2 separate regions of the Homo sapiens genome follow, and region 1 is linked to region 2. The links are chromatin loops, found by intact Hi-C in ENCODE. Cell type or tissue: K562. All regions are shown on one strand. Links, peaks and the distances in the headings refer to the core of each region. The heading gives the core; the rest is flanking DNA. Region 1 overlaps ZNF444 (zinc finger protein 444). Region 2 overlaps ZSCAN5A (zinc finger and SCAN domain containing 5A).

Region 1 (9,035 bases), core at 3,319-5,818, 96 kb after region 2:
CAGAAGAGCACAGTCTCACTCGGGCCCAGAGCACCACCCTGGACCACCCTCCAGCTCCTTGGCCCTTGGCGGGGCTCCCATGACCCTTGTGTGGTGTCAGCCACAGGCAGAGGCTGGGCAGGGGTGCTGTCCTGGCCTCAGCTCAAGGGCACCGGGGTTGACACACCTGAGAGTGGAGCCTGGGAAGCCGTGCCAGCAGACGGTTCTCCCAGAGATCTTGGGCACAGAAAAGCCTGAGATCCACCCATTCCTCGGGGAACTTCCTGGTTTGAGGCCCCAGAGACAGGGGACGCTGGCCAGGCATTGTCCACAGGAAGAGACATCCAGGGCACACCCATGCGGGGACAGGCGCGCCTTGTGGGGCCAGGCACACAGAAGGGGGGAGCATGGAGCAGCCCCGGGGTCCTAACCCTCCCTGTGATTTTATGATACGTATACATTGGGCTCTGTCCACGGCTCCTGGCTCATGACTCCCACAGCCCTTGTTACGGTCTTGTTCTAACGATGGGAAGCTTTAGGCCTCAGAAAAAGAGTCTCTCCCTGACCTTCTGCCCTACTTTCACCTGCTCTTCTTTCTCCACAAGGCAGGCCTTAAAAACTAAAAATATCCTTAAATCTTCCCCCACCTCTGGCCATAAAAAATTTTTCTGACCTAATTTGTCTGATTGTGGGCCATAACACCCCCCTTCAGAAGGGGTCCTGCCCCTACCCTGGAGGAAAGAAAGCCAAAGGAGGCCAAGAAGGGTCTGAACACACAGGCCTTGCGAGGTTTCCCCGCTCGGTCTACTCGGATTCGATCACACCCGTTTTATCTAATCACATTTCTACATGGCTGTCCATGCTTCAGTTATGCCTCTCAACCAAGTCTCCATAAAAGGCCAAAAGGACAGGGTTCAGGGAGCTTCCAGAGAGCTGAACTCGTGGAGGTGGACAGCAAGGTAAACTAGACCTCACCCACATGCCAGGAGGATGGTGCATCCCAAGTCCACAGGGACAGAGGCCCCTGCGCTCGGAACCCTTCCAGACCTCACCATACGTGGCTCTCCATCTGGCTGTTCACTGGTATCCTTTAAAATCTCCTTTACAATAAATCGGTAAACATGTTTCCCTGGTTCTGTGAGCACACTAGCAAATTAACGGAACCAGAGGAAGGGCTGTGGGAGCCCGATGTACAGCCTGTCAGTTGGAAGCACAGATGAAATAACCTGGGGCTTGTGACTGGCATCAGAAATGGGGGGTCAGTCTTGGGATGTGAGCCCTCAACCTGTGGGATCTGGCACTGTCTCCAGGGAGACCATGTTGGAAATGCATTAGAGGACACCCAGCTTGTGTCTGCTGCAGAGTTGATTGCTTGTTCGGTATGTGAGGGGACACCCCCTCCAACATTTGGTCACAGACGTCTTCTGTGGTCACTGATGCTGAGAATAGAAAAAGATACTTTGAGTACGTTTTTTCCACAGATCCCCCCCTGCCCCTGAACCAGCTGTGTCACCTCGGGCAAGCTGCTTTCCTTCCCTGAGATGACACCAGTACCCAGGACGGACCCTGCAGGCTGCGTGGAGACTGACGAGATGCTGCTGCTGTGCAGTGAGGCTCAGCCCTGTCCAGAGAGGTCTGGCCTCTGCCCTTGGCTCCAGGGAGGGTCACCTCTATGCCCCCAGAACACACTGCCTGATGGCAGGGTCTGCTCACCTGGGGCCCTGGGCCACCCGGGTGGGCTGAGCCCACAGCGTGACTCAGGGTTGGGGGTCTGGGCCATGTGCATCAGCTCGGCCTCTGCCAGGGATGGAGGTGAAGGTCAGCATATCTACACACAACCCCAACAGAGACCGAGTGCCGAGCTCGGGGAAGCGTTCCTGGCCAGCAGCACCCCCTGCAGGTTGTCACACGTTGTTGCCGGGAGGAGTTAGCGCCGTCCACACTCCACGGCAGGAGGACAGTTGGGAGCTCCGAGCACAGAGCCTTCCTCCACCCATTCCACTCATCTCTTCCCTTGGCTGGTTGTCATCTGTGTCCTTTCTCTGTAATAAGCTGTGACCCTGTGTGTGACTGACTGAGCCAATTTGGCACAGCCAGGAACACACTGCCTGATGGAGCCCTCCTTACACCCATCCCTGGAGGGCTCAGGAATCGAGATTCCAAAATTGCAGCTGAGGAAGCCAAGGCTCTGAGAGTCCCAGACATGCGTCCAAGGTCACCCAGCTTGGAAAAGGTGGAGGCAGGACTCATATCCAGCTTTGAAGTCTGTGTACTTTAACTGAGAGACTCTGGTCGGCTTTGAAGTCTGTGTACTAACTGAGAGACTTCCTAAGGATGCAGCATCCTCGTGTATCTGGGCTAAGCTCCACCTGCCCCAGTGCATAGGCCTGTCCACCCACTGTGGGATCAAGCTGCTGATGTTCTGCTGAGGATCCCCTAAGGATGAAGCATCCTCGTGTATCTGGGCTAAGCTCCACCTGCCCCAGCACATAGGTCTGTCCACCCACTGCGGAATCAAGCTGCCGATGTTCTGTTGAGGGTCCCATGAGACTGGCTGCAACCTTCTTTTCCTGTGCTGTCCTTGTCCTGTTAGGTGGTTGGGGGTGGGGGTGGGGGTGGCAGCCTTGCCAGTGAGCTGAGGAACACCTTCCCTGTGTTCTGGAAGTTTGTGTAAAAGGGACCAGCCTGGCCAACATGGTGAAACCCCGTCTCTCCTAAAAATACAAAAAAATTAGCCAGGCATGGTGACATGCACCTGTAATCCCAGCTACTTGGGAGGCTGAGGCAGGAGAATTGCTTGAGCATGGGAGGCGGAGGTTGCAGTGAGCCGAGACCACGCCACTGCACTCCAGCCTGGGCGACAGAGTGAGACTCCGCCTCAAAAAAAAGAACAGATGAGAATGATCAGTTCCTTGGAGGCCTGGTAGAACTTACACATAAAGTGCTGGAATCCAGTGCCTTCTATACGCGAAGGTCTTTCATCACCTTTTGATCTCCCCCCTCTGGTTTCCAGACTCTCACATCTGCCACTACATCATGAGCATATGTTGGTGATTTATATTTTCCTAGAAAACTGTCCATTTCATCTAGGACTTCGAATGCATTGTGTACGTTGAACACGGTGTTCTCAACGGTTGTCAAATCCGCTCCATCCCCGGCTTTGCTTGCTTCCACCATCAGTGTTTGTGCTGTTTCTTGTTTTCCTCCTAGTCAACTTGCTGAAGGTTTGCACTATTCTACTATTCTTTTCAAATATTGAGTTTGGACCTTGATTATCAACCTGTCCTCTGCTAATCTTCTGAGTTTGGCTTCTACATTGAACAGCTACCCTGTGCTATTTTCCTGTGCTCCCAGCTGCCTCTGGAGCCCCAGGGCCTCCCCTTCAATTCCGACCTGAGACGCAGGCTGACTGGGGCATTTCCTGTCAAGCTAACCAGGTACTGGCTGGAGCTGCCTCTCCCCACCTCCCAGGCCTACCCCACTGGCTTTTCTCTGCACTTCCCCGATTGGCAGACGCCCTGCCCCCATCCGTCTTAAACTATCCCCTTTCCCTATTGTGTGCCTGAGGCCAGATGCTGAGTGACTACAGCCAGGTCATTCGATCTTTCTGGACAGATCAGATTCTCTCTCCACAGAAGTGAGGAAGCTGACCATACCCTGGTCTTCCTGTCAAATCCTGTATATCAAAGCAGGACAAGAGGAGGCTGGGAACGGTTAGCCATTCCCTCCACAGCAGGAGAAGAGGAGGCTGGGAAGGGTTAGCCATTCCCTCAACGAGTATTTTTGTAGCACCTACTATGTGCCCAGCACCATCCTGAGCTCCAGGGACACATCACTGAACAAAAGACAAGGCCCCAACCCACAGGAGACTATATGAGACTACATTCCAGCTGGGGCTAGACATACCATAAAAAAGTCATAAACAAACTCGACAAGGCCAACGTAGCCAAGAAGGCTATATATTTCTCTAAGTCCCCTAGACTCTGAGGAGATGGGAACAGTCCTTAGAACCATGGAGGCTGTGATTCCCAAATGTCCCCTGTTCTCCCCCAAATGGAAGAGCCTGCCCCCTCCTGGATGACGGGCTCTCTCTTATTGGTGGTCCCCAACTCCAGTGGCTCACACAGGTCATGAGGCACTTTTAAAAAAAATGTGAAAGTCTACTAGCTGGCAGAGGATGCATCCAGACTAACATGAAGGAATCTCCAGGGCAAGAAAACAACCCAGTCTGAAAATGGACAGAAGACTGCTGCAGACCAAATGTCTGTGTGCCTCTCAAATTCTATGTTGAAATCCTAACCCTGAAGGTAATGAGATTACGTGGGGCCTTTGGGAGGTGATTAGGTCATGAAGGGGGAGCCCTCATGAATGGGATTAGTGCCCTTCTACAAGAGACCCCAGAGAGACCCCTTCACCCCTTCTGCCCTGTGAGGACACAGCAGGAAGCCACCATCTGTGAACCAGCAGGAGACCCTCACCAAACACTGAGTTGGCCTTGATCTCAAACTCCCCAGCCTGCAGAACTGTGAGAAATACATTCCCGTTGTTTTCAGCCAGCAGCCTATGGTACCTTGTTACAGCAGCCCAAACAGACTAAGACGTCACGCAACCCAGCAACTGCACTCCTGGGCGCTTACCCTAGATAAATGTAAACGTGTATTCACACAGAAACCTATTCAGAGACGTAAACCAGCTCTATTAAAAAAAAAAAAAAAACAAAACCCTGGAATCAACCCAAATGTCCTTCAACAGGAGAATGGAGACATTCAGTTAAAAAATTACTGAAGCTGAGGCCCGAATCACCTCATAACCGCAACTTCAAATCTAAGAGTAAAATCCCGGCAACGGTATTTTTTTTTTTTTTTTTTGAGACAGAGTCTCACTCTGTCGCCCAGGCTGGAGTGCGGTGGTGCAGTCCTGGTTCACTGCAATCTCCAGCTCCTGGGTTCAAGCGATTCTCCTGCCTCAGCTTCCTGAGTAGCTGGGATTACAGGCATGTGCCACCATGCCCAGCTGATTTTTGTATTTTTAGTAGAGACGCAGTTTTGCCATGTTGGCCAGGCTGGTCTCGAACTCCTGACCTCAGGTGATCTGCCCACCTTGGCCTCCCAAAGTGCTGGGATGACAGGCGTGAGCCACCATGCCCGGCCGACAGTATTTTTTAAAAGTTTCCAGGTGAGCTCTACTGCTTTCTACCAGTACAGGAGCCTCTCCTCGGCTGTCCTCTCCTTCTCATCCGGCAATGTCTCGGTGAAAACTCTGAGGACAGGCGAGGACCCACACACCAGATGCCAAGAAACCCCAATCCACAGTAGCGCCCCCAGATGTCAGCTGTCTATACACCACCGTCAGTTTCCACACACCAGATGCCAAGAAACCCCAATCCACAGCAGCGCCCCCAGATGTCAGCTGTCTATACACCACGGTCAGCTCCCACTAGATGCCCCCAGATGTCAGCTGTCTATACACCACCGTCAGCTCCCACAGACCAGATGCCAAGAAACCCCAATGCACAGCAGCGCCCCCAGATGTCAGCTGTCTATACACCACCGTCAGCTCCCACAGACCAGATGCCAAGAAACCCCAATCCACAGCAGCGCCCCCAGATGTCAGCTGTCTATACGCCACCGTCAGCTCCCACAGACCAGATGCCAAGAAACCCCAATCCACAGCAGCGCCCCCAGATGTCAGCTGTCTATACGCCACCGTCAGCTCCCACAGACCAGATGCCAAGAAACCCCAATCCACAGCAGCGCCCCCAGATGTCAGCTGTCTATGCGCCACCGTCAGCTCCCACAGACCAGATGCCAAGAAACCCCAATCCACAGCAGCGCCCCCAGATGTCAGCTGTCTATGCGCCACCGTCAGCTCCCACAGACCAGATGCCAAGAAACCCCAATCCACAGCAGCGCCTCCAGATGTCAGCTGTCTATGCGCCACCGTCAGCTCCCACAGACCAGATGCCAAGAAACCCCAATCCACAGCAGCGCCCCCAGATGTCAGCTGTCTATGCGTCACCGTCAGCTCCCACAGACCAGATGCCAAGAAACCCCAATCCACAGCAGCGCCCCCAGATGTCAGCTGTCTATGCGCCACCGTCAGCTCCCACAGACCAGATGCCAAGAAACCCCAATCCACAGCAGCGCCCCCAGATGTCAGCTGTCTATGTGCCACCGTCAGCTCCCACAGACCAGATGCCAAGAAACCCCAATCCACAGCAGCGCCCCCAGATGTCAGCTGTCTATACGCCACCGTCAGCTCCCACAGACCAGATGCCAAGAAACCCCAATCCACAGCAGCGCCCCCAGATGTCAGCTGTCTATGCGCCACCGTCAGCTCCCACAGACCAGATGCCAAGAAACCCCAATCCACAGCAGCGCCCCCAGATGTCAGCTGTCTATGCGTCACCGTCAGCTCCCACAGACCAGATGCCAAGAAACCCCAATCCACAGCAGCGCCCCCAGATGTCAGCTGTCTATACACCACCGTCAGCTACAATGGCTATCGCCCAGGCTCTTATTACTCTTCTTTACTTTTACCTAAAACTAAAATAACACTGACTTAAGACCATGTTGTATCATTGCTGGAAATGGAAAGCCAGTATCATGTGCCAGAGAGAGAGGTCATGGGAAATTCCATCACTCACGGCAGTGTTATTCCCGTCTGTGTGGACACTGATAGGAGAAGGCTCTGAACCTGAGATCTGCCCTTATTAAAAAGAGAGAGTAACAGATACAAGAGAGATGCTAAAGACATCCCAGAGCCACAGTGAGAGGTTCGCCTCGGAGCAAGCAGAGAACGCAGGAGAGTCCCGACGGCCTGGAGCCTGGTGATTTCCCGACTTTTAGATTCACTGAACCAACAGAACTCTCACTGCATCCCCGAATGGAAGATTTTTTTTTATTTTGCAAGATATATACATTAAAAGCAACAATAACCACCACCTACTTTTACCATCTTTTCCTAAAAGAACATTTTAATGCCAACAAAACAGATGGCATGAGCTCAGAGTGGTAACAGTGGCTGAAATCTACCTAGACAGCACCCATGTGCCAGGTCCTGTTCTGAGGAGTCATGGAAACTGGAAAGGGCGAAACCCCGAGGCTCACAGATTCCACGTTGGTTCTGTTCCACCCCCACTTCACCTTGCATTCACCTCGCCTCTGTGGCAGACAGAATAATGGCCCCAAAGATGTACACGGTCTGATCCCCAGAACCTGTCATCTGCTGTCTCAGGGCAACAAGGACTCTGTGGATGGGAGGGAGTTAAGCACTGACATGGGGAAACTCTCCTGAACTATCCTGACGGGCCGAATGTCATCACAGGTGACCTAAGACGTGACCACAGTACACCATGGAATACTATGCACCAATGAAAAAGAATGAGTTCATGTCCTTTGCAGGGACATGGATGAACTGGACGCCATCATCCTTGGCAAACTAACACAGGAACAGAAAACCAAACACCATGTGTTCTCACTCAGAAGTGGGAGTTGAACAATGAGAACACATGGACACAGGGAGGAGAACATCACACACCAGGGCCTGTCGGGGGGTGGGGGAAGGGGAGGGAGAGCATTAGGACAAACACCTAAGGCATGTGGGGCTTAAAACCTAGATGACAGGTTGGTATGTGCAGCAAACCTTCATGGCACATGTAACAAACCTGCACGTTCAGCACATGTATCCCAGAACTTAAAGTAAAATAAATAAATAAATAAATAAGTGACCACAGGACCTAAGTGGGTCAAGGTCAGAGGAGTGATGGGGGATGGAAGCAGAGGTCAAGGTCAGAGGAGTGATGGGGGATGGAAGCAGAGGTCAAGGTCAGAGGAGTGATGGGGGATGGAAGCAGAGGTCAAGGTCAGAGGAGTGATGGGGGATGGAAGCAGAGGTCAAGGTCGGAGGAGTGATGGGGATGAAAGCAGAGGTCAAGGTCGGAGGAGTGATGGGGGATGGAAGCAGAGGTCAAGGTCAGAGGAGTGATGGGGGATGGAAGCAGAGGTCAAGGTCGGAGGAGTGATGGGGATGAAAGCAGAGGTCAAGGTCGGAGGAGTGATGGGGATGGAAGCAGAGGTCAAGGTCAGAGGAGTGATGGGGGATGGAAGCAGAGGTCAAGGTCGGAGGAGTGATGGGGATGGAAGCAGAGGTCAAGGTCGGAGGAGTGATGGGGGATGGAAGCAGAGGTCGGAGTGCAGCACTCTGAGGACGGAGGAAGGGCCATGAGCCGAGGAATGCGGGCAGCCTCTAGGAGCTGGAAAAGGCCGGAAACGGATTCTCTCCTAGAGCCTTGAGAAGGGACGTGGCTCTGCAGATGACACCTTGATTTTGGAGACTTGAGAAGGGACGTGGCCCTGCAGACACCTCGATTTTGGGCCATGAGACCAAACCATTTTGGACTTCTGACCTCCAGAACTGTAACAGACTTGTGTGATTTCTAAGCCGCTGCGTTTGTGATTTGTAAGCCGCTGCGTTTGTGATTTGTTACAACCCACTTTTGGGAACAATGACCCGGAAGGAGGGCGAGGATAGAGAAGCCAGAGCCAGCACAGAGGTGCCAGGAGGCAGGAGCAGAGGAGGGGCGAGCTGTATCCCAGACAATAAGAGGGGGGAGTGTCTGGGGGCTGGTCGGGCCGCATGAGAAGGGAGACGGATGAGGCCACTGGCAGCCTTGACGGGAGCTGCTCCCTCTGGAAGGAAGGAAGGCCGCCCGGCTGCCATGGACTGAAGGCTTTGCTCGCTTTGCCTCACCGAGATGCCCCCTCTCTGCTGCTACATCTCAGCACCCAGCAGGCACTCGGTACGCACTTATGAGGAACACGCGACTGCTCTGACTCTTCACCCTCCTGCCACTGGGGACTCAGGCCTGGCCGCAAACACCCCCTCACTCAGGGCCCCTGTGCCGCTCGAGGTGGCTCAGGGCCTTTGCACTGGCTGCTCTCGTGGCCTGGACCACTCTTCTCAGAGGTCTCTGCGTGGCTGCCCACCGCTCATCACCCAGGCCCCACACAGCAGCCACCAGCCATGGGAGAGTGCCACTACTGAAAGGATGGTAT
Region 2 (9,035 bases), core at 2,978-5,477:
CCAGAGTAACTGAACCTATAGGCTCACACCTCTGCAAGGGAAAGGAACAGGGCTTCTGTGTCAGTTACCAGTCAATTGCCTCCCAGCTTCTAAGTCCACAGGTTCAGTGCCGGCCCTGCAATCACGGAGCTGTCCTGGCAACTTTGCAGGGAGCGCAGTGCTAGGCTCTGCCACTAGAGGGGGTGGGAGGGATATCCCAGGAGGAAGAGGCGCCACTGCGCCGCCATCTTGTCTTTCTTCTTGCTCCTGTTATGGCCTTGTCAGCCCCACGTGAATGGGGCCCCCTGGCGTGTTCACGACCCCAGCTCCTGCCTGTGGCTGCCTTACCACAGGCCTCTCCATACTCCAGCCACCAGCCTTGGCCCCTGGACCCCAGAAGGCTGCCTCCTATTTCCCCTGGTGACCATGGTCCCACCCTTGCCCAACCAGAGGCCTCACCCAGACGTTGAGGTTCATACCTCCACTTTTGACTTGCTCTTTCCTTGGGATTATTAAAAGTTTGACCATGTTTGATGTTTGTTTCTTATCACCCCACAGCTGGACAAGCTGATTAGAAAACCTGGGTACTCCCTCTTCTAGTGCCAGTGGGGAGTTCAAACCCTGTGCAGTACCCCTGGCTGTGGCCCATCCCCTAAGCACCATAAAACCCCAACCCCAAACCAGCCTCCTTTCTCTGCCCTCTCAAGCCACATTCAGACCAGCTTGGGAAAGCCCACTCTGCTCTCTTCAGAAATCCTGTTATGTAATAAGCTTCATACCCTCTTGGAGTGTGGGTATGTGTGTGTCCTCAGTCTTAACATTCAAACTCAATTTTGGGTGGTGTAATCCTTTTTCTCCTGGGCGGCCCCAACCTTTGCGTTGTTACAGCCTCTCACCTGCTCAAGCCAGGTTTGGGTAGGTGCACCTGAATCCATCAGTTCTCCTTTTTCTCTCCCAGAAAACCATAAGAGAATCTTGATTGCTCCCATATCCTCTCTTACCCAGCACCCTCCAATCCATTATCACTTGACAGGCATGTTGAGCTTTAAATTAGGTAAACCCAATTGTGCTGCTCCATTCTTTAAAATTTGTCAATGGATTCCCATTCCTCTGAGAAACCTTCCTCCCTAGGTATCCTTCAGAATTCTTTTTTCTTTATAGTTAGGCCCATGTTGTGGTCAATAAATCTTTATTTTGGAGGTCAGAAAGCTTTTTTCCACAAAGGAGCAGAGAATATATATTTTAGGTTTTGCAGGCTATTTGGTCTATGTTGGATATTCTTCTCTGGTTTGCTCATATTACCACACTTTAAAAATATAAAAAACAATTCTTGCCCAGGTGTGCTGGTTCACATCTGTAATTCCAGCGCTTTGGAAGGCCAAGGCAGGAAGATCAATTGAGCTCAGGACTTTGAGACTGGCCTGGGCAACATAGTGAGACACTGTCTCTATAAAAACATTTAAAAATTAGCCAGGCTGAGCGGGCAGGATAACTTGGACTGGCTTATTTCACTTAACACAATCACCTGCTGGAAGCTGGTGCCCAGGAGATCAAGGCTTCAGTAAGCTATGATCATGCTACTGCACTCCATCCTGAGTGACAGAATAAGACCCTGTAAAACACACACACACAAAACTATTTTCTAGCTGTGGGCTATTGAAGGTAGCAGGCCATCGTGTGCCAGCCCCTGCTTTATATTAAATGCTGCTTGTGCAAATTGCTGTGGGTTTTTTTCTCTTCATTGGACTCTGACTGATACAGCTTCTCAATGCAGATTCTCTTTCGAAACTCCCAATCATTTTTCCCCAGAGAAAGAATACGCTAGAAAGTGGATAAAGGCCAAAAGTCCAAAACTAGTGTATCTTCAACTACACAGAAAAGCACCAAAAATGGGCCATAGACATCCCCCATTCAAAAAAATTAAACATCATGGAGAAAGGCACCCCCAGTCAGTCACTGAATACAGAAGGGTCTTCCTGAAGTACGGAGGGTAACAGAGACTGACAGTCACAAGGGTCATCAGTGGTCTTTTTTTTTTTTTTTTTTACACGGAGTCTAGCTCTGTTGCCCAGGCTGGAGTGCAGTGGCACGATCTTGGCTCACTGCAATCTCTGCCACCCGGGTTCAAGCGATTCTCCTGCCCCAGCTTCCCAAGTAGCTGGGACTACAGGTGCATGCCACCACACCTGACTAATTTTTTGTATTTTTAGTAGAGACAGGATTTCACTGTGTTAGCCAGGATGGTCTTGATCTTTTGCCCTCGTGATCTGCCTGCCTTGGCCTCCCAAAGTGCTGGGATCAGTGGTCATTTAGTTGAATAGCTTAGGCCACATAAAGCACATGGTCTTTTTGCTAAAAAGAATAGAATCCATAGAAAATAAAATGTAAAGAGTGTAACAGCAGGATTAGATTTGCTCACTTTCATACTCAGTATGGCTGCCATGTGATAATGGGTGGAAAGCCGTTGGGTAGGAGCGGATGTGGGAGAAATAAAACACTTAGTGTAGCATTCTGGGTAAGAAACCAGAAGGATTGAATATTTCAAATGCACTTATCAGACACTGGCCTCAAGATGCTGACTTGAGCAGTAAGAGATGGTAAGATTTTGCTCAGTTGATGCAAAGCTGGAACCCAGAGGAGACTGCCTCCTCACCACTGAAATGAGGGTCTATTGACGAGCAGCATGTGCCTCACCTGGAGCCTGTCACTGAATCAGACCCTGCATTTTAACAAGATCTGAGGGTGAATTATATGCACATTAAAAATTTGAGGGCCACGAGGTTACAGTAAATGAAGCGAGATGCTAGAAATTTCTCTTTATACTGTACACCAGTGGTTCTCAACCTTTGTTGCACATTAGAATTACCTGGAAAAATTTTTTAAACCTGATTTCCAAGTATCGACTCAAACTCGTATCTCTTGAGGGTGAGAGTCAGGCATCAATATGTTTCAAAATTGTCTGGGGATGGAGAAAGGGAGTCGCTCTTGAGCAGGTCTTTGCTATCTTATCCTTAGGAGCAGCCAGCCTTAAATCCACTCTCTCAGGGTGTCCTGTCTATTCTGCCCTTACCTTTCAAAATTTTCTTATTCCTTTGCAATGAATTACTCTATGCTGCATCTCTTTTACTGTGTGTCTATTGTTTACATTCCTTTAAATTAAGAAGACAAGAACCGAGGTGTCACAACAGTGAACTTTAATAAATGAATCCAGCCTATTTCCGGAGTTCTGAGGATCTCTGGTCTCTGCCTCTGTGAGCTCAACCAGCCATTCATGAAATACCCTCCCAAGACCAGCAGCATCAGCATCACTGAAAATGCAGATGCTCAGGTTATTTAAAACAAGTAAAATCTGAGAAATTTTCACCAAGAGGAGCCTAGGGAGGCATGACAACTCAAGGCAATGTGGCGCCTTGGATGGAAAAGAAGGAAGAGGAGGCCATCGTATCAACACTGAGGAGGTCTCAATAAAATAGGCACCTGAGTTCACAGCAATATACAGAGTCAGCTCATCGCTTGTGGCAAATGTGCCGTATTAAAGAACCATGTGAACAGTGGGGGAAATGGTGCAGAGCATTGGCGAGCTCTATAGACTTTTGAAAGATATTCTAAGATGAAATCTAAGGCCAGGTATGGCGGCTCGTGCTCATGTAATCCCAGCACATTGGGAGGCTGAGCCAGGCAGATCACCCAAGATCAGAAGCTCCAGACCAGCCTGGCCAACATGGCGAAACCCTGTCTCTACTAAAAATAAAAAATTAGCCAGGCGTGGTGGCGGCACACCTGTAATTGCAGCTACTCAGAAGGCTGAGGCAAGTGAATTGCTTCAACCCGGGAGGTGGAGGTTGGGGTGAGCCGAGATTGCGCGACTGCACTCCAGCCAGCCTGGGTGACAGAGTGAGACTTGGTCTAAAATAAAATGAAGTCTATTTTTCAATGCAAACTCTAAGGCCACACCCCTGATCTACTAAACTGGAAGCTCTGGGATCAGGGCCCACCCTTTTGTAGATTAGCAAAGCCTTCAGGATGTGGTACTATCACTAAGACCAACTAGTCACCAGAGACTCCCAATGCCTCTGTAGTTCAAGATTCAAATCAGGAATTTAGAAGTTGCCAAATTTAGACCAAGAAATACACCATCTGGGGCGGGGAGATAAATAGGCAGAGCAGAGAGGATTCGGGGGGGGCAGTGAAAATATCCCCCATGATACTCCAGTGGTGGATACTCATGAGGCCTTTGTCCAAACCCACAGGATGTACAACACCCAGAGCGAGCCCTAATGAACACCATGGACTCTGGGTGGTGGTGATATGTCCAGGCAGGCTCACTGATGGAACAGGTGCACCGCTCTGCTGGGGATGCTGGGCGGGGAGAGGCTGTGCCGTGTGGGGAGGGAGTCTAGGGGAACTCTGTGCTGTCCACTGAATTTCCCTGTGAACCTAAAACAGCTCTGAAAAAGTCATTAGCCAGGCGTGGTGGCTCACACGTATACTCCGAGCACTTCTGGAGGCCAAGGTGGAAGGATCGCTTGAGGCCAGGACTTTGAGACCAGCCTTGGCAACAAAACCAGATCCCATCACTACAAAAAATTATTTCAAAAAATTTGAATAAAATAATACTAATAAAGCCTAATACAAACAATACAGGATGCAGTGGCTCACACCCGTAATAGCACTTTGGGGGGCCGAGGCAGGCAGATCACTTGAACTCAGGAGTTCAAGACCAGGCTGGGCAACGTGGCAAAACCCCTCTCTACAAAAAAATACAAAAATTAGCTGACATGGTGTGGTGTGTTCTAGTCCCAGCTACTCCGGCGGCCAAGACGGCAGAATTGCTTGAGCCGTGGAGGTCAGGTCTGCAGTGAGCTGTGATTACACCACTGCACTGCAGCCTGGGTGAAAGAGTGAGGCCCCATCTCAAAAGAAAAGAAAAGAGAAGAAAAAGAAGCAAAAAAGAAAACAATACAGGATACCCAATAGAAGCTGAGTTTCAGATAAATAATGAATAATTTAGAACAAGCTGATACTAAAAAAAAATTGTTTATTTGAAACACAGATTTCCCCAGGCATTGTGTATTTAATCTGGACACCTACTTTGACAACTTTAATTTACAGCAAAACAGTGGGTAATAGCATGTCAATCAGAAGGCTCCGTTTTTTGTTATAAAATACTGAAAACTAATTAGATGTTTGTTTATTGAAAGAACAGGCCAGGTGCGGTGGCTCACGCCTGTAATCCCAGCACTTTGGGAGGGTGAGGCGGGCGGATCACGAGGTCAGGAGATCGAGACCATCCTGGCTAACAGGTGAAACCACGTCTCTACTAAAAGTACAAAAAATTAGCCGGGCATGGTGGCAGGCGCCTGTAGTCCCAGCTACTCGGGAGGCTGAGGCAGGAGAATGATGTGAACCTGGGAGACTGAGCTGGCAGTGAGCCGAGATCGCACCACTGCACTCCAGCCTGGGTGACAGAACAAGACTCCGTCTCAAAAAAAATAATAAAAGAAAGAACAGCAACACACACCCACATAAACCTGTACGAAAACAATGGACCTAATGAAACAGAAAATAAAGCTCTGTGGGGAGAATGAATATTTACTCCGACATCCTGGCAATTCCTATCTAGGGCACTCCCTCTGTGTGCCAGGCGCCCTTGCACCTGCTTCATGTCATATCTCATCTAATAGCGTCAGTGAAAAATCATCCTTCACATTCTCTGGGTGCAGTGGTTTCTTGATGTGTTTTCTGGTGGTATTTTAACGTTTCAGGCCGACGAAAGGCTCTTAGACACTTGGGACATTTATAGGGTTTCTCTCCGGAGTGGATGAGCTTGTGCTCGTTCAGGTTCTTCCTGTAGGTGAAAACTTGGTTGCAGTCCTTACATTTATAGGGCTTCTCCCCCGTGTGGCTCCTCTTGTGACACTTCAAGGAGAACATCCTGTTGAACCGTTTGTGACAGATGTCACATGTGTAGGGCTTCTCACCAGTGTGGATTCGCTGGTGGACGCGGAGGTCTGAGAGCTGCGTGAAGCACCTCTCACAGAAATTACATTGAAAGGGTCTCTCTCCTGTGTGTGATCTCATGTGGATGGCTAGCTTGGAATTACACGTAAACCTCTTATTGCACACGCCACATGCAAAGGGCAGCAGTTCCTTGGCTTCTTGGCCATTGGGGTGACTGACTGCACCTGCAGGGCCTGGGGAATAAACTGAATTTATCTCAGGTTTTCCTGGGGATTCGCTGTTGCCCACAGGTGTGGCTCCTCCTTGAGGCCCTTCTTGGGAAATGGAGGTGGCGTCTGGTTTGCTTCTTTTGGGACATCTCAGATTCAGAGCGTCTCCTCTGCTCCCGCTGTGAGTCGAAGCTTCTCTCTCCACAACGCAGGCAGAAGGTGTGTCAGCATCCACATTTTCGACAGAGGCTCTTTTTTTGGGTTCCTTCCCCTCCTTTGCTCCCACCACACCTGCTGGAAGAAGGGATTCCACACACAACAGTTAATAAGGTACATTTTCAATACACCAAACTCATTGCAACCAAACACTGATGTTGGCTGACAACTTCCCCTCAACCTTAAACCTAAGACATTGGACCGTAGGTCTCTGGAGAGTAAGGGATGGAGAGGCTTTGGCAGCTGAGTGCCAACTCCCCCAGACATGATAATGCTGGGACCCCAGCCCCACACCCCAGAAGAGAGGGGCTAACCCCTGTGGATCCAAGTCTTCATACTCACTAGGACCGTTTGGAAGCTGAGGCTCTGGGGATGTAAGTCCCGTGTTTTCTTCCCTGTCTACGTTCAGATCCTTCTCCAAGGTTGGCTTGGGTCTCAGAGCCTTTGGGGCACTTTTCATGACAGTAGTCTCTGGCAGCAGGAAGTCCTCTTCCTGACAATGGAAAACCAACAGCAATGACTGCCCTGTCTAAACTGGTGGGTCATGGACATCACTGTCCCTTCCTGACTGGATACACCAACTTTTCTAATGACACAGGTTTAGGGATACGTGCAGACTTCCTATGGGCCTCCCACATCATCCCAAATAAACATCACCACCTCATTTCTGAGTCTCTCCCTAATCTGCACCCTCCATATTCTAAATCAGCTCCTGTGCCTGGTGGTTTTCACTGTTTGGTTCTCTGAGCATATTTCTCCCCGCTGTGCCAACGTCTCCCTGCCCCTGACACTGGAAGGAGCATGACTCTAGGTGGAGGCCCCTAACCCCTGGCACCACTGGCATTGGGGCTGCATCACCCTCCTGGAGGGGGCGCTCCTGTGCAGAGCAGAGACCCCGCCTCCACCCTCTAGATGCTATCAACACCCCACCACCCCCTACAATGACACACAAACACATCTCCAGACATGGCCATGTGTCCTGAAAGGCAAAATCACCCCAGTTGAGAAACACTCCTCAAATTAAGAAATTGACAATCTGTAGAAAGTGCGCTCCTTGCTGAATTATGACATTAAATGTCTTTGAGGAAACTGAATGGGGAAGGGACCTTCAGTTCATTCATCGGTGCCAACTGCCTCCCTCATTTCACTGAGACCATTTCTGACCCCCCACCCTACATGCTAAAAGCTCTCATGGTGGAGAGAAAAGTAGATGAGGCTTCATTCTCTGTGATGACTCAGGAATGTCTAAGGATGTAACACATCCATGGGGAATGTCTCTGTTCTTGTCCTGTGCCAAATCTCTCAATCAGTCCAGAGGCACACTCAGTTTTCTCCTGTTCCTTCTCCCACCTCTGCCCAGACACCAGGGCCTCACACACTCACCTGCCTTCTGGACAGTGCAGGGACCCTGGGCAGGGTCTGCAGCTCTTGGCTGGCCTGGCCTTCCCCCGGACGCATCTCATTCACAGAGGAGGCCCGCTGGCTGGACACGCCTCTCGGATCATCTCTGACACTGGCAGGGATTTCAGCCATCTCGACATCTGATTCCTGCATAAGATATTCCTTGCCAAGAAAATTGACCACAGACTGTAGAGAGAAAAAAGACAATCAGACTCACTATGAGAACCTGAAAGTAGCTCTCATATTCCCTGGGTCCTGCCATAATGCTCACACTTTACTGTAATGTTCAAATCTGCCTTCCCAATGCAGAATCAGCTCTGTGGACACAGCAATCTGTCTGAATTTTTTCCTTTTCTACATAAGTACATAAATATGAGTCCTTTAGATGAAAGGGTCTCTAAACCAAAGAGAAGACAAGGAGAAATATTCTGGGTGAATCCAACTCAATTGGCCGATGGCAGCTCACCTTGTATTAGAACTTAGGGGCTCATTTGGGGACCTGGAGGCAGATCCCTGCATCTGATACCAACCACTTTCCCTGCTTCAGGATGGGACTCCTGGGCCCCGCTTCAGTTCACTCTAATGCCTCCTTCCCTACATTCCATCAGACCTAATATTTCACCAATGTCTTTCTTTCATGTTGGCCTCACACAGTGTGTGGGTCCCTGTACCCCCTCTGCCTGTCCATCTCCTACACCAGGAACTTGCCGTCTCAGCACAGCTGATATTGGAATCTGGAAGATTATTTGTCATGGTGGGTTGTCCTGAGCATTAGAGAATGCTTAGCAGCGTCTCCTGTCCTCCCCCTTGTGACAACAAAAACTGTCCCCAGACACTGCCATGTGTCCCTGATGGGCAAACTCTCCTCTACTTGGAAGCCCTGACCTAGAGCAGCCCCTCGGGTCCTCTCGAGTCCAGCTGCACCGTGCAGCCCCCATCCCAGCTCCCCTTCCCTGCACCAGTCACGAGGGTCCCACTCACCCATTTCTTGGGTCTTCTGTTATTTCGTAGCAGGTCCTCCAGGTCTTTGCAGCTCTGCACACCGTTCACCTTGACTAAGACCTGGAGCTCCTGGGGCATGGAGATCATGAACTGCTCCATCACCAGCATGTCCAGGATCTGCTCTTTGGTGTGGAGGTCGGGCCTCAGCCACAGATGGCACAGCTCAGTGAGTTTCCTCAGAGCCTGGATGGGGTCCGACTCCTCTGGGCAGCTGAACATCCTGAAGTTCACGTGACAAGTCTCAGGGTCCCAGTCATGATTTCCAAG

The links. Peaks named below come from ENCODE experiments on the same cell type or tissue, not always from the same donor. Only the 100,000 strongest peaks of a DNase experiment are listed, where the experiment ranks them.
Region 1: a loop joins it to region 2, with 18 times the contacts of the local background. A loop is called at or near these places in 3 of 110 quality-filtered maps.

The regions. Positions count from the first base shown.
Region 1 is chr19:56,148,144-56,157,178 of GRCh38, reverse strand. All of the region lies in intron 3 of ZNF444 (zinc finger protein 444), which reads right to left. Among named protein-coding and RNA genes, the nearest start is that of ZNF444, 11 kb to the right of the region's middle. In K562, for the core only: no CTCF peak of the experiment used is centred there; no DNase peak of the experiment used is centred there.
Region 2 is chr19:56,244,139-56,253,173 of GRCh38, reverse strand. The region is part of intron 2 of ZSCAN5A (zinc finger and SCAN domain containing 5A); the gene reads left to right. It also overlaps the pseudogene ZSCAN5DP. Among named protein-coding and RNA genes, the nearest start is that of EDDM13, 24 kb to the left of the region's middle. In K562, for the core only: no CTCF peak of the experiment used is centred there; a DNase peak (open chromatin) is centred at 3,983.